2 separate regions of the Mus musculus genome follow, and region 1 is linked to region 2. Evidence: chromatin loops called from intact Hi-C (ENCODE). Cell type or tissue: left cerebral cortex. All regions are shown on one strand.

What was found. Peaks named below come from ENCODE experiments on the same cell type or tissue, not always from the same donor. Only the 100,000 strongest peaks of a DNase experiment are listed, where the experiment ranks them.
Region 1: a loop joins it to region 2, with 2.4 times the contacts of the local background. A loop is called at or near these places in 5 of 42 quality-filtered maps.

The regions. Positions count from the first base shown.
Region 1 is chr1:192,103,860-192,111,859 of GRCm38, forward strand. It overlaps Rcor3 (REST corepressor 3), which reads right to left. Exons shown (of 12, transcript NM_001346740.1): 10 at 4,785-4,842. Among named protein-coding and RNA genes, the nearest start is that of Traf5, 15 kb to the left of the region's middle. In left cerebral cortex, a CTCF peak has its summit at 3,689; a DNase peak (open chromatin) is centred at 3,700.
Region 2 is chr1:191,589,300-191,597,299 of GRCm38, forward strand. Ints7 (integrator complex subunit 7) reads left to right here. Exons shown (of 20, transcript NM_178632.6): 5 at 5,128-5,174; 6 at 6,874-7,073; 7 at 7,588-7,710. Among named protein-coding and RNA genes, the nearest start is that of Ints7, 18 kb to the left of the region's middle. In left cerebral cortex, no CTCF peak of the experiment used is centred here; a DNase peak (open chromatin) is centred at 3,174; H3K4me3 peaks cover 371 bases; H3K27ac peaks cover 2,325 bases.

The sequences.
Region 1 (8,000 bases), 510 kb after region 2:
CATGATGTGGAAAAACCTGGAGAAAATGCAGAGCTTCACTGGCGTTACTTAACGCTGTATAATGTGCTCAGGAAATGTAGTTTTCTTTACCATAAGGTTTACTTCTCTTGTTTTTCCTCAAACTATGAGGGCCAAACACAGTGCCTTGAAGTGTGTGTGTGTGTGCGCGCGCGTGTGCATGCCTGTGTGCAAGTGTGTGTGCGCACATGTGCACATACACATGCGTATGTACATGGCATACGGAAGCCAGAGGACAAGCTCAGGTGGTGGTGTTCCTCACATACCATCCAGGTAGGGTGGCTCTGTGTCCATCTGGGTTTTTTGAGATAAGGTCTCTCTGTTTCATAGAACTCACCAAGCAGCGGAAGCTGGCAGGTCAGAGTCCAGAGTCCCTGGGATCTGCCAGTCACTGCCTCCCAGCACTGGGGCTGCAAGTGCACTCTACCATACCTGTTTTGGGTTTTGTCTTTTGACCTCGGTCCTAGGATTGAACCAAGGCCCTAGTGCCTTGCACTTTACTGACTGATCTATTTCCTTTGCCAATGGTGGAATGTAGATCATGTTTATATTCCTAGAACTAGTCAACAGTTTGTTTTGCTCAGGAGATGGAACCTTTAAGAACCTATACAAAGTAGTAGGGATCAGCATATTGTCTAGAAGAGGAAACTCTTAAGGTCTACACAACGGTGAGCAGTCAGCTGCTGCACTGGGACAGCTCCTTCAGAAGAATCTCAGTCAGGGAATCAGAGGACAGCCTAATGCAGAACACTGATGAGCAGTAAGCTGAGGCCACTGTGTCAGAGCCACCAAGTCTCACTCTGTACCTTGGGGAGAGGTGACCCATGCTCTTTACATGGTCTGTAACAAGCAAGGCAGTCTATGCTTCCTCAGCAAGGGAGTTTAAATACAATGATTGTTAAATCTGTCAAATGGTTTAAGGTATATCTAAGTGGACAGTTTGCCTCTAAGGGCAAAAGGTTCAAATGTCAGCAGTCAGTCTGGAGACCCCTCCAGAACCAAACAGAGAGGGAAATATTGCTTTCAGTCAGGTTTCTAAACTTCCTATTCTTGCAAGTAATTACTTTCAATATTTGATGGGATTTTTAAAAAAATTTGTCTGGGAATTAAGAACAATGGGACTAGGGGACTGTCGCCATCACACTTTGTGATGGTTCACCTCTTCCTGTCACTGTTCTGCATTATCTGGCATAAATATACCATGACATACATCTTCTTAAACATTGCTTATTTATCTTAAAGGTAATTTTCTTACTAGTAAAGACAGACACAGGCACTGCCTGAGTAACCCAGACTCAGCTGGAGGACTGTGTCCACTCACACTTTAGGAGCACATAGGCAGTGTTTCCCAATTATGGTCATGGTTTAGAAGCCAGAAGGACAGACAGCATGGATACTGCATTTGGTATTTAGAGACAAGAGAAAGCAAAGCGCTCACAGTGGCTCAAAGGCAGAAGAACTTGAGGGATTCTCCCTGCTTCTCACAACAAGAGTCATTGTCGTGAAAAGGGAGACTTAATATACTTAATATAACTGGGGAATACAAGTTTACCAAAAGTCCATTTTGAAATAAGAGTATTGGCATCTAAAAACTGTACGGATATGGCCTTTACAGTAACTAAGATATACGTTTTAAACTCACATCTCTGGGGATATGCCTTTTTCTACTTTCTATAGACTTATTAATCAGATACAGACAATAAGGATTATATAGACAGTGAAGTTCAAACCATGGTTTTCCCTTCCACTGCTCACTGCTGCTCTCTGAGTCCTGCCTTCACATCTTTCACATGGTAAGTTCAATTCCACTCCAAAAGCAATGGGAGATTTGAGTGAGTGATGACCTGAAGTGGCATACCAGAGGTTGACAGACTCTAAGATGTCTGCACTCACGACCTCTGTTACAATAGACAGGATACTTCAAACCTAAAGGGAGTACTAAAATACCTAACCTAAATACCAAAGTACTAGTTTGCTATTCTACGTCCTTTTGATTATTCATGGACTAGATTTACCATCTCTACATTTTATCAGTGGTCAAACCAACTGCTTTCTACTTGATGAACCATTCTCATTTTGGGCTCTTAACTATGAGATAAATCTAAAAAGGCAATTTCTAGATTTGTAGCTTCATTTTTCTTAAAAAGATCAATAGTACGAAGAGCATAAGAGATGGCAACTTTCAACACAGCCCCAGCCCTCAGACACAGGGCCTCTGCTCCCTGAGTTAGAGGCCACGGCAGGGAAAGTGAAAGTAGACATCTAAAGCTGACACCATGCTAACATTTTGCCTTTTTTTTTTCTTTCTCAAATAGCATTAAGATCAGAGACTGAATCTTCTAAGCACTAGGATACGAATATATTCTGAGATAGACTAAAACAACAACAGTAAGCACTGCATGCTACATTCCTCCTGTGTTACCATATAAATGTATGCTTTTCGGAGACTAATATCACATGAAAAAGGCCACACACATGGAGAAACAGAAGAGCCATTCTTACTGGCACTAATGATGTCCCACTGAGATCACAGCAGATCTAGAATGGGCACAAGGAAGCTACAGAAGCACATAGATTCCTGCCACACCTGACTGATTCATGTCTTCACTTTCCACTAGGGAAGAAAGGAAGGGAAGTGCTTAAAATGTCAGCAACCAGTTGGTAACAACAGGAAAGGTGCGATATACTATTTGAACCCTAGGAATGAAGATGATCTTGTTGTACTTGTGGTTTTAAAAGAGTTACCACGGAAGTATATTCAAATTGAGTTACTAATCTCAACAACAGCACCTCTCACTTTTCTGGGTCACTAACAGTCCATTCTGAGTAAGGCAGAACACTTTACAAAGGGTGTCACAGCAGTACACATGTATCACATATCCTGAATATAGTGTGATAGAAATTAAAACATGTTAATATCAAAACAAAATTTGTTATAACTTTCAAGTACTGAAGTGTCTGTTAAAGGATTTACCATGTAAAGATTTCTTACAAATATAAAGGAAAAAACTGCTTGCTAAGTAGCATCTTGATAGCAAAGGCTTGCTTCTCATTAAACAGATACTACAGTTATGCACACACCTCAACCAGAGACTGGGGCCCTGGGCACTGCTACAGTACAGTTTTTAAGATAGATGTTAAGGCCAGGCAGTGGTGGCACATGCCTTTAATCCCAGCACTTAGGAGGCAGAGGAAGGCAGATTTCTGAGTTCGAGGCCAGCCTGGTCTACAGAGTGAGTTCCAGGACAGCCAGGGCTACACAGAGAAACCCTGTCTCGAAAAACCAAAAAAAAAAAAAAGATAGATGTTAAGGTCTTTATGTTAATGTGTGGGCATATTGGACAAAAGAGCATACTTAAATCCTTCTACATCAACTACTTTAGACACAAATAGATACATATTGTTTCCACTTATGTACTAAGAATAGAAACAAAATGGCCAAACAAAAATTCCAAATGATATTTAGTTTGAAGAACTAAAAATGAGGCATTAACACATTATTTTAGAAGGACCTTAAAAAAAAAAAACCCTACAACAAGTATACTTCCACTCAAACTGCTGTTAGAATAATTTATTTAAAGGTAACTTTCTAAATGTGCATCACAGAGCACTGGCCATGCCTCAGCAGGAAGACGTGTGACTCTAGGCATCAACACTGCCCTCTAGCTGTCTGCACACACAGCTCGGGCTGTGTACAGGAATCTCACTACAGCCTTTTCTTTCAGTGCAGCTATGTATGGTGCAACCAAGCTATTCCATTTTGTGGACTCTGCCCCTGAAAACAGTTCATCACACTATCAAATCTCAAGTGCTGTGTGGAGAAAGATCACCCCAAGTTTCCCTTGGACATTCTCTTCAGAAAATCCTTTGCTGGAATAATATCTATCACGATCCAGAACTAACATACTAACCGAACACTGCAGACCAGGGGTCAGTTCTTATCAGGCAACACCATAGTGAAGGAAAACGGGCTTTGCATGAATAAAAGGCAGGCCTGCTCAAACTCTTAGCAGAGTTCTAAGCCACAGCACTAAATACACGTGATGCAAGCTCTAAGCAAAGAGGAGGATGAGTGTTTGGGGTGTTACACACTCTGTGCTCTTGCTTCCTGGGAGCCCCAGTAAGAAGCTCTTCCCGCTCAGCACAACGAGGGCTCAAAAACAAGAAGCAGACCACGTTTAATTCACACAACGAATTCTGCAGAGTTCATCTTAAAAGAGCAGCAGAATCCTAAACAAAATGTACAATCTGCCATTGAGCAGAGCAGAGCAGAGCAGAGCAGAAGAAAACCCAAGTTTACAACATTCCCCATTTGTCCACGGGTGCAGCCACTGAATGTTCTCACAAACTGCACCAGACACGGTAGCACATGCTCACAGTGCCTGTGGTCTCTTAAAGGAACCCAGTGATCTATCTCTTTGTGGAAAATAACACGCTGAAAGCACATAGTTAAAATTTTCAGTCACCTCACACTTAATCAAATACAGAAGTTAGACAAATTAAGAACCTTAGAGTTTATGTTCATAAGCACTCTTCAGTGTGACAGAGACACCCTGAAGCTGAGCCACAGAGCACCAGGTGACTGGCTATGCTCCTCAGGACCCTAAATGCACAGATTCAGTATGCCACACCCAGAAACACAACACACAATCCCTGATCACCAGGATGACACGGTGACCCACTTCTAGAGAAGGAAGGACTGTGGCGGGCACCTTGCATGACAGTTAATCGTGATGAACAACAATTACTGCTTATCTTTAGTATACCTTGCACTGCTAGAAGCTGCTCCTCTGTGGTCCAACGGGCATTAATTTTCTGATTTGACTACAAAATTAAAAAGAGGTTTCCTAATGAGGATATGAAGACAGACATTTTTCCAACTTGCTTTAAAAAAACTTTTCACCAAATCATAGACATGAGACTAATATGCGGAGTCATGGGGGTTTTGTTTTCAGGAGGATAAAACACATCTTGATTACCTTTTATCCACACAGAAAGGTAATGAAAGAAAACTGCACCCATGTGAGAGGCTGCACAACACTGACATTTCCCACTTACAGTATTCCTACTTCATACCACAGATACTGGTTTTAGCCCAGTCTGAACATCTAAGAGATCGTTTTCTTTAGAGATATAATATTTCTTCACTCACATCAAGTAAAACTATTATTTCACCTAAAATAGTTGTACAAATTAGACTAAAATGGAGGATAAACCCAAGTCCTAACGCGTGTCTTTAATTTCTGAAGCAGAAAATGAACCATTGATAAGACTTTTTTTTTTTTTTTAAATCCCAGGACTTCCTAATATTTCTTCCAAAATCATTGTTAAAAATTCTACAGTATCAACAATGTAACGAGATTTCAATAGTTCAAAATAACGACAAATAAATCAAGGGCTGTTAGGAGCAGAGGGAGAGGAGTATAGAGCCGCAGTGTACTAGCTCACAGATGATCACAGGAGGCACTGCTCAGGGAAAGTAAGCTGGCACGGTGCCTGGACATACAGGGGAGGAGTCGGTAGTGCCCTTTGAGAAAGGACATCAGCTCTCACCTCTGGGTAACATCAATGAAAAGAGGTTCACAACTCCTATAAATGAGCATTCAGAAGGAAGAAGCAACCTCAAAGTCAGAAACAAAACGTTGAAAGGACAAAAGGAAAAAGCTTAAAGATCTAGAGCAAGGAAAAACAAAATCAGAAATACTAATGACGGGATTCCAGAGACAAGAGAGATGGATGGCAGCTGGGAGCGAGCAGAGAACAAGCTGTAGAGACACAGGCCACAGGGAGGCAGAGGATGGGCTCGGATAGGCTCGCACAGGCGCAGTAAGTTCGCCAGCTCAGCCGGGGGTTGCAGGGCTGTACTTCCAGCTACTTGGAAGGCTGAGGCAGGAGGACCTCAAGTTCCAGACTGATGCTCCAGAACAGCTTAGACAACTTAGTGGGATCCTATTTCAAAATGAAATACACGAAGAGGGCCAGGGACCCAGATCAGAGAGCGTTTGGGAATTTAAATTCCCAGCAACCCTCTCCCCAGGGAAAAGGAACCAATGAAATCAACCAGGTACTCAGGCACCGTCACTGAAAGACAGCAGCTTGGAAGAAGGGCAGACTCTGAGCTGGTGACCAAAGGAGCTCACTGGATTCCTGGAGATCAGTACTCAAACCATTTAAAATGGATTCAAATATTTCAGAGTAAATGGTGAAAAAGTAAAGGGCCTATTATAACTTATCTGACCTAGAAAACGGAAACACTGTAGACTGGTTCAATCTTTTTATGAAATAAAGTATTTATTACAACGTATATATGATGCATGTCTGTGCCATGCACATTTGTGGACATGGGGAGGTCTGAGAACAACTCTGTAGAGTTGGTTGTCTCCTTCCACCGTTATGTGAGCTCCAGAGCTCACACTCAGGTCCCCAGGCCTGTGTTGGGAGCCCCTTTACCAGATGAGCCCTTCTGAGGGCCTGCCTCATGCTGAGACCTTTGTGCTCTCTGGCATTGCTCTTCTGACCACAGAACTGAGTGGTCATCACATGGGCTTTGCTCTTTGAAGGCATCACGTGGGCACGTTCTTTGGAGGTTTCAAGGCTTTTCTCAAGCCCTTTAGCTATGTATTGCTCAGATCATTCTTCTCCAAGTACTTGGCTGTCTTTGTTTCCAACTGTTGCTTTGTCTGTCAACAACTCTGCAGATGACAGAAGCCATTCTCTTGCACGGACATCATTGAGCTTTTCATCTGTCTAGAGTGTCATTTGGTGTGTGCTGTATTTGCATTTTACTAACTACAGTAATGGACGTACACAACAGTGCTCTGATGGTCTGGACAGACAGCAACTGACGTTAGTGGAGAGAGTAAGCACATCCTTGCTGGTGAGATTCCTGTGTGTTTCTACCCTGGGACTCTCCTACACAAACAGCAACACTCACTTCACAAATCAATCGCTCTGAATATGAACTATAATTAGAGATAGCACCTAAGTCAACAACAGCTGATTGGTGACTGTTAAATCTGCAGAGCTAAAGCTCATGGGAAAAGTATCATGAAAAGAGAACAAAAATTAAACAGAAATATGTAAACTATAAAAATGCATTCATCTAAACCTCAGCAGTGTCTGAAAGGCACAGTCCATGTGCAGAGAGAGAAGCCTGAGCTCCGTGTGGGGAGGATTTGAAGTAAAGCCAGAGGAAGTCAATGAGAACAAGGTGGTAAGCCTGCATCAACCTCATAAGCAAGTGGGGGGGGGGGGTGGGGGGGTGGGAGGGAGGGAGAGCACGCGCAGTGGGGCACAGCTTTAACCTGGACAAAACTCTCAGGCCTGGACAGCTGGCAGAAGGCATTGCGGCTGAGAAGCCACAAGTCGAGAAATGCTCCTGTGGGCGATGGCAAGAGGTGAAGCAAGGATGAGTTTCATTTGTGATACACTAAAAAGAAGGCACTAGGACATCCAGGTAGAGCCCAGGTTCTGTGTGGACCAAAACACACTATTTATGTATCCAAATCAGTTTTGAAGGTTTGAAAATAATTTTTTTATAAAACAATGGAGTTATTCATACATTTCTTAAATGTGAAGTACGTCTATTAGGCTTTATGCTTTTAAAGAAAGTGGTATGTGTTTCCTCCTTTATGACTCCCATGTCCCCACACACCCAGAAGTGCACTAACGTTTTAGCTGAACTCAAATATGGTTGTTGAATGGATTTGGACCAATGGTACACTAAGAATGGGTCACATTCCAAAGGGATACACAGGAGTTGTGTGAAAGCTGAAAAGTGTCTGTCTGAAGGAGTGGGATTCGGTTTCCAGGGTGTGAATGTTTGGCCCAGGTGTATACCCAGTAATGCAGTCAGGAGGAGCTGCAGCACAGCTGTGTGTGTGTGTGTGTGAGTGAGTGTGTGTGTGTGTGTGTGTGTGTGTGTGTGTGTGTGTGTGTGTGTGTGTGTGTGTGTGTGTGTGTGTGTGTGTGTGTGTGTAGCC
Region 2 (8,000 bases):
TTACTTTATGAGTCTTTTTTTAAAAAGATTTATTTATTTTATGTATGTGAGTACACTATTGCTGTCTTCAGACACACCAGAAGAGGGCATCGGATTCCATTACAAATGGTTGTGAGCCATCATGTGGTTGCTGGGAATTGAACTCAGGACCTCTGGAAGAGTAATCAGTGCTCTTAACCGCTGAGCCATCTCTCTAGTTCACTTTCTGAGTCTTACGTAGTCGTAGGGGCAGACTGTTTCAGTTTAGAGGAAATTGCTATTCAACATTAGTTTTCAGTAATATATACTTGTATTTGTATTATATAGTGCCAGATTAATAGGAAAGCCTGAAGCACTTATTTGTCAAAGTATATACATAATTTTTATCTTTTCTTGGCTTGAGATCATGAGTCTCCTCCAACATTAGTGGGTTTCTGTTATTTCTTTCAGTTCTACATCTTGCTTAAATCAAAGTAACTGGTCAAATGCAATTTAAAATTTTATTTAGTCAGGCATACTGGTCCATCCATTTAATCCCAGCACTCAGGAGACAGAGGCAGGTGGATCTCTGAGAGTTTAAGGCCAGCTTAAACTGGGATACATAGTGGGACCCTATCTCCAAAAAGAAAAAGAAGGAAAAAGAACATATTTACTCTATTCTGCGCCTGTGCTGCTATGGCTGCATCTCGGTTGCCTGAAAGGGTTAGGGTGGTATGTTGTAGAAGAGATTGTGCTGGCTAGCTTCAGGGGTGAAGTGAACATAGAGTGGTGTCCCCTTCCAGCCACTAATTAAAAAGAATTCTACTTCATTAGAAAGGGGCAGCTGTCCAGTGGCACCAACCCATGGCTGTATTGCAGGAATGTCTGCTCTGGGCTGTCAGGCTTGGTATGACACAGAGATGAAGGCTGGGGTTGCACAACTAGAACATCAGATGACTTTCTTTAGTCTCGGCAGTTTCAGTAGTGACACCAAGAATTTATTATTAAACCAAAAATTAAAAAAAAAAAATCAGAAGACTCCTACTCTGCATTTTTAGGCCCAAAGAGCTTAAACTAGATTCTTAAACTTTAGAATTGTTCTTCAAGGTTTTGAAAATACCTTGCTGAATATCCACTGCCATTGCCTTTGAGGCAGTGGGTGCTGAGAGAATGGAGCTGGTAAAGGGGGACTAGAATCTTAGGCACAACTCTTATGCCAATTCTATTCAGGGCACCAAACAGTCCATACGCAACCTGAGGGCTAAGAAAGGGTCACCTGAGTAAAGTTCTTACGAGTTCAAGCCATATGTGGCAAAAGCATATTTTTCTATAGAGGCATATAAAGGATAGTTAGACATTTAATTGCATAACATTGACAAGCCATAGTGAGTAATTTAAAGTAAACTCAGCTACACCCGAGAGCAACATGAAAACACTCCAAGAAAAACGTCACAAGACACTTGTCTTGTTGTCTTGGAATGTTCCTATAGGCACTCAGAATTCTCCTCATAGGACTCCATTCTTGGACCATGTACCGACAATCCACCATGTCTAGATATTATTCTAAATACTAGTGACAACAACAAAGTCAAAGCTTTGTTAGCACAAATACCATTAACTGTGCTGTTGAAGTAGCCACAGTGGGTGGGCGAGGACTCTCCAGAGAGATGGCTAATGGCCAAAGCTGAGTGCTGAAGAAGTGCCTTCATAGTTCTTCTGTTGAGAGGGGGGGATCTCAGAAGCATCTCTCTGTGTAGCTTAGGCTCGTCTCAAACTTGAGATCCTCCGGCCTTAGTTCCCAATTATTGGGACTGCAGGTGCATGCTGCCACATATGGCCTGCCTTTACACCCTTAAATAAAAAATGTGTTGGTAGATACTTATTTTAGTGTAAAATAGCTTTATAAAAGTGTTTATTTTCCAAAAACAAATTATTTTGTGAGAAAAATAGCCTTAAACATTTTTTTCAAAGATCTTCAAGGCCTGGCTAAAATCTCACTCATCTGCTTTCTCAGTAACATTTTGACTAAAGTGTGTAAAGAAAATCCCATCTCCCACAAGTAGTGGTGGAAAGAAGGGAGGTTTGTGAAGCTGTCTTAGGTTCATGAACGCTTTAATACCTTGTCATTTGGTCTGTTAGGAAGCACTGATGTACTTGTATTACTCAGATCTTGTAAATGTTCCACCTGCATATGAGAGCACCACACCAGTTTAGTCAGAAGGACTTGTAAGCGTTAAACTTTCATGCTCATGGTAAAAAGTTTGTTTGCTGTAATTGTAATTTTTGCTGACAGCTAGAGTACTGTACTTGTTATAAAAGATTCTCAGTAATTTGCCTAATGTTATCAGTTGACTTTAACTCCTCTTCCAAGAAAAATCTTTGGCAAGTAGGGAAGTCTAAGTATCTGTGTCCCAGGAAAGCATACATTTATATCTTATCCCAAACATTTGGACTGGTGCTGTATGTGTTTTTTAAATTGAATACAATGAGTAGTTTCAGTTTTGCTGAGACTGTTGCATACAACTAGCTTGTGTTCTCTCCTTAATATGAGTTTACAGTAATGAAGAACACGTGACCTGGGACAGTTGCTGGCATTGCCTTGGTTCTTGCTACCTCATCCATGTCCTTTTACCAAACATGGTGGATGGATGGGTGGGTGGGTGGGTGGATGGATGATGCCAATGCCATTGTACCTGGATAAGCCATGAGACTGAAGCAAATGTTACTTAACACAAAATGTGTTTGTTGTCAAGAGTTCATGTAAAAGAAAACATTCTGTAATTAGGTGGAACTGTTGCAAACCCCTCACCGCAGTCAGACACGGGCAGTGCTTGATCTCCTCACTGACTGCAGTCGGTGCGGGCGGCATGAGCTGGCAGCCCCTCAGTTCAAGTGTGTTCTTGCTTGGCTGAGGCACTGTGCCAATTAACCGTGACTGATTCTATGTGCACATATGTGCCTGGAGCCCACAGAGGCCAGAAGAGATCATTGGATCTCCTGCAACTAGAGATATAGGTGGTTGTAAGCTGCTGGATGGGTCCTGGGAACCAACCCTGGGTCTTGTGCAGTAGGAGCCAGTGCTTTCAAGCACTGAGCTGTTTGTAAGGAGCACAGCTGCCTGTTGCTAAAACACTCAGCCCTACTCTTTGAATTCCAGCTCATAGTCTCAAAATAGTCGTTGAAATGTCATTGGCATCTTAGTTCTTTGTGAAAGAGTTTTGTTGAGTAAGACAGGAAGTTAGTGTCTTTACAAGGAAAACAGTACATTAGCGTCTGCACTGCAAGGAATCGTGTGCTCACAGTCTTGGTTTTTCCTCCTTGCAGCTTTGTAATTCTTTAGACTGAGTCAGGAATTCCATCTTTTTAGCATCTCGTCATCTTACATAACCACAGGCTGAGGAAATAAGTCTTTCACTTTCAAAGCAATGATCTTCCCGGAAGGATAACGAAAATGCATTTTCTTACTTCTTTTTATAAGAAGGTATTGCACAAATAAAAGTTTGAGAAAATTTTCAGTTTTACTGCAAAGCAAGGCAAGGTGTGCTCACGCTGTGGGTTCTCCCTGGAGGGCTAGGCAGTGCCTGCTGGTCCTGGAGGGCCCGGGGGAGCTGACAGCTGAAGTATTGCAATTATGAGGAGCCGTTGAGCTCACTGCACTTGCTCGCAGAGCCTGGGTGAGCAAGGGCTTGTTGACAGCAGTGTGTAGCACCTTTGGGGCCACACCGAAAAGTCTTCATCCAGCATGTATAATGGCTTCCCCATACCTTCAGATGGAGTTCCCTTCCCCTAGTCTTCTCCCCACATGTACTGTAGCCCCTCCCAAGGCCACATGCAATTAAGACAGACTTGCATATGACTGATTGGGAGTGGTGGCTGGATACTCAGGTAAGCGTGCCATGGCCCTCCGTGTCCCTCATTTCTATGAGGGGACAGAGTCAGTCAGTAAGTCCAGGTGTGGTCTTTGGAAGCAAGCACAGCTAAATTCATGAAGATGGCAGCTCTTTCTTTAGCTTGATCGATAGTGCTGTACAACTTCTTATGATCTGCAATCACACAGGGAACTTTGTGATCTCAAAGTCTGGCTGATAGGGAGGGTATGCAGATTAAGATAGGTGGTCTAAGATAATGCAAGTATACTAGAGGAACTCAGCCCACTGGGTCAATCATACTCATATTTATATGTCAAACTCGTCATCTAGGACCTTTCTAGGACCAGGATATAGCTTATTAGTATAAGGCTTGCTCAGTGTGTGCAGAGGCCTAGATTTGATTCCCAGTACTACAAAAAACCACAAAGAAAATCTAGAAAACAGAAGAAAGCACATTGCATTAGCTGTCAAGAGGTGAAGTCTTCATTGTCTGGTGTATAGAGAACTCTCATTGACTTGAAATGGACAGAATATATCTTAGCAGCTGGGAATACTTTATTTAGACTTGTAATGAATTGCAAATCGTACTTTATGTCCTGCACATCACTTAGTTTTGCTGTGTAAAGCACGTTATGTAACATTTTATTCTAGATGTTCATGTTATTAAGTTTTTTTGGTATTGAGTGATGTTTCTGTTAGAATCAAAAAACTGTGTCTTGAAACAGCTCCTTTAGGCAGTTTGGGAAATGAAGAGTCAGTCTGTATTTGCTTGCATCTCAGATCCTTCCATACTAGGGCCTATCTGTTGTCCATATGTTCAGAGCTTGTGTTACGGGGCATCCGCAGGCGTGTGTGGAGTGGGGACCTTGGTTCTTGCTAAGTCTCAGGCTGATCCAGCAGGCACACTGGTCAGCATCTTTCCCTCAGGCAAGCCTGGAAAAGTACTGCCAGAGCCTGCAAAGTCTTGGTTGTAATTTGGAGTATTGATGCTGCTATAATTGTGTTCTTTTCACTTATAAAACTTAATCACAGCCTGGCAGTGGTGGCACACACCTTTAGTTCCATTACTTGGGAAGCAGAGGCAGGTGGATCTCTGTGAGTTTGAAGCCGGGCTGGTCTATAGAGTTAGTTCCAGGACAGTGAAGGCTATACAAAGAAACCCTGTCTCTAAAAACCAAGAACTAAAACAAAACAAACAAAAAAAACCAAACAGACAAAAAACTCAAACCTACCTTAATCACATTTAATTCTGTAATTTTTCAATGTTTTTGCCAATTGTTTTAATTTTCTCTTTCTAAAGGGATTTTGCTGTGGGGATCTGTAACAAAATCAGTGAAATGATTCAAGGTATGTATATTTTATTTGATAATGTAAAGAGGCTTACTAGGAATCTTGTTAATAATGTTTGCTCCTGATTATTAGGTATATACTGTGTGCTAGTCATTATTTAAAACAATACTAAGTATGTTCTGTATGCCAAAAATGCCTGAGGTACTTAGAGTATAGAAATAAAGCAAGACCCTTACTGTCATGTAACCTAAGTTCTAGTCTAGTGAGCTGTAGACAGATGCAGACAGGATGTAGCAAGTGCTGCAGAGAAATTGGCAGGGAGAGTCCCAAGCATGGGTGACATGGTGGAGGGCAGGAGGACTTGTGCTTTACCTGAGTTGATGACAGAGCCCTAATGAAGCGACGTCAAGGAAGGAAAAGATGTGGCCTGCAGAGAGGGGAGCAGTACCAGTACAAGCTTTTCGGGTCTATCTGATAGCATCCATCCAGGACTTTCCCCTTGCAACTAAGATCAGGCCCCAATCGTGTACCATGACCCCATGTTATCCTCATAGTGTCTCTTAATAGGCAGCTCTGGCTTTAGCCTTGTGCAGTTCGCAGGAACACTGCTCCCTCTTCCCTCTGAAAAGGTCTTGCTGTGCTGTGCAGCTGGGTGATGGACAAATGAGATGGAATGAGGCAATGAACTCAAGCCATTTGGTCTTGAGACTTCAGCTTTTAGGCCCTGTGCTGTTTGCCTCTCTAGATAGGATATTTTTTATGTAATTTAAATGTAAAGAGAATTTGCTCACTCAGAGAACAAGAGACAAATGCAATTTTAGCCTGCTCTCTTTTATTACTTTTTCTTTTTCTTTCTTTTTTTTTTCCCCCTTGTACCAAAATTGGTGTTCCAGTGAGGCTAGCTTTGTGACATTATGAAGAAAATCACCCATTCACTGAGCAGGTTTTTGTGTTACTGGTTTTTGTTGGTGTTGTTGGTTTTTAATTTTATTTTGTGCGTAAGCGTGTTTTGCCTGCATGTGTGTTTATGCACCATGTGAAGCCTGATGCCCAGGAATGTCAGAGAGGGCGTGAGATCCTGTGGAGCTAGAAGTAGAGAAGGTTGTAAACCATGATGTGGATAGTGGGCAGCAAACCCATGTCATCTAGAAGAGCAACCACTGCTCGTAACAGTTGAGCCATCTTTCCAGCCCCCTGAGCAGGTATTTATTAAATGCCTGCTGCGTTACATATGATACCATCTTTTGTTAAGATAATCTAAGGGGCATTTTATAAAGGAATCATTTAAAAAAGGATAGGTAACACATGCTACGGGCTGATGTATCCCAAGCTCCCAAGAGCTTTTCTAGCCCTCAGGAAGGAAGCAGCAGAACCCTCGTGCTGCCCCTACTGTGCCTTTAAAAGCCGTGTGCTGGACATGGTGGTGCCCGTCTTTGATCCCAGTGCTTGGGAGGCAGTGGCTGGCAGAGCTCTATGATTTCAAGACCAACCTGCTCTATAGCAAGTTCCAGGTCCGCCAGGGCTATGTAGAGAGACCCAAGCAGTTTTTACTACCATACTTTCTGATAAATCTACTGAATTTGTTGGTTAGTTCTGGTATAATTATCTTTAATGTTATAACCATTATGGTATATAATACAAGTTGTTTGTAAGTGAAACTTTGCTAATCAAATTATACCTTTCTTATTTTTTAATTAAAAACAATCTGAGCTCTCGTTAATAGTGGTGAGACACCTGACACACTTGTTGCACTCAGGCTTAGCTACACCGGTGGACCTGAAGCTGAAGCTGATCCCGATCCTGCAGCACATGCACCACGATGCCCTCCTGGCCTCCAGCGCCCGCCAGCTCCTGCAGCAGCTGGTCACGTCCTACCCCTCCACCAAGATGGTCATCGTGTCTCTGCACACTTTCACTCTGCTGGCAGCCTCCTCTTTGGTTGACACACCCAAGCAGGTAATTCCATTTTCTTTAATGGCTTATTCTTTATAAATGTACATACCTAGTTTGTGATAAAAAAATAAACAACCCTAAGTCTTAATAATGCTAAGGAGTCTTTGACAAGGGTCAGTTAGCTTTCTCTTTTACACATTCATCCTCTCTCTCTCTCTCTCCCTCTCTCTCTCTCTCTCTCACACACACTCTCTGTCTCTCTCTCTCTCATACTTGTGAGCTCTGGAGGACACAGACATTAGGAAATATGTAGAAGGATATGTTGTTGGTAGGTAGGAAAGAAATGATAGAGTATCATAACTGCCAGGTCCTCTGCTGGAATCTGACAAGTTACACAGTACCATTTGTGTATAAGGAGAAAGAGGTCCAAGCCTGAGTCTGTAGCTGCTAGTGAGAGCTCTGAGCTACAGGGAGTCCATTCTGTATTCTAAGAGTCTCCCTAAGTAGCATAGCACTGGCCTCTATTGACAGTTTCAGGCACGGACTTATTCACAGAATGACTTTGCTGTCTCTGTAGATTCAGCTTCTGCTGCAGTATTTGAAGAATGACCCCAGGAAAGCCGTGAAGAGACTTGCTGTTCAGGATCTGAAGCTGCTTGCTAGTAAGACACCACACACGTGGAGTAAGGAGAATATTCAGGTACATGGTACTTAAGAAAAAGAAATGCTAAGTTACCTAAGCCAGGGTGGCACAGTACAGATGAAATTTCTGCCTTTAATACTTCACAGTGAGGCAACTGAAACCCCCCAGAGATGAACTCAAACCAGAGTGACATCCCTGTAAAGCTTGGTCTTGCCATGTAGAGTTTAGTTCCTCTGTCATCAGGCAGTTGTCTTGCTTATTTGATATCTGAATGTGATGTGTTCCCATGAGTGCAGATGACATTCAAGGCCAGGAGGCACCAGATACTTCTGGAGCTGGACTGAAAG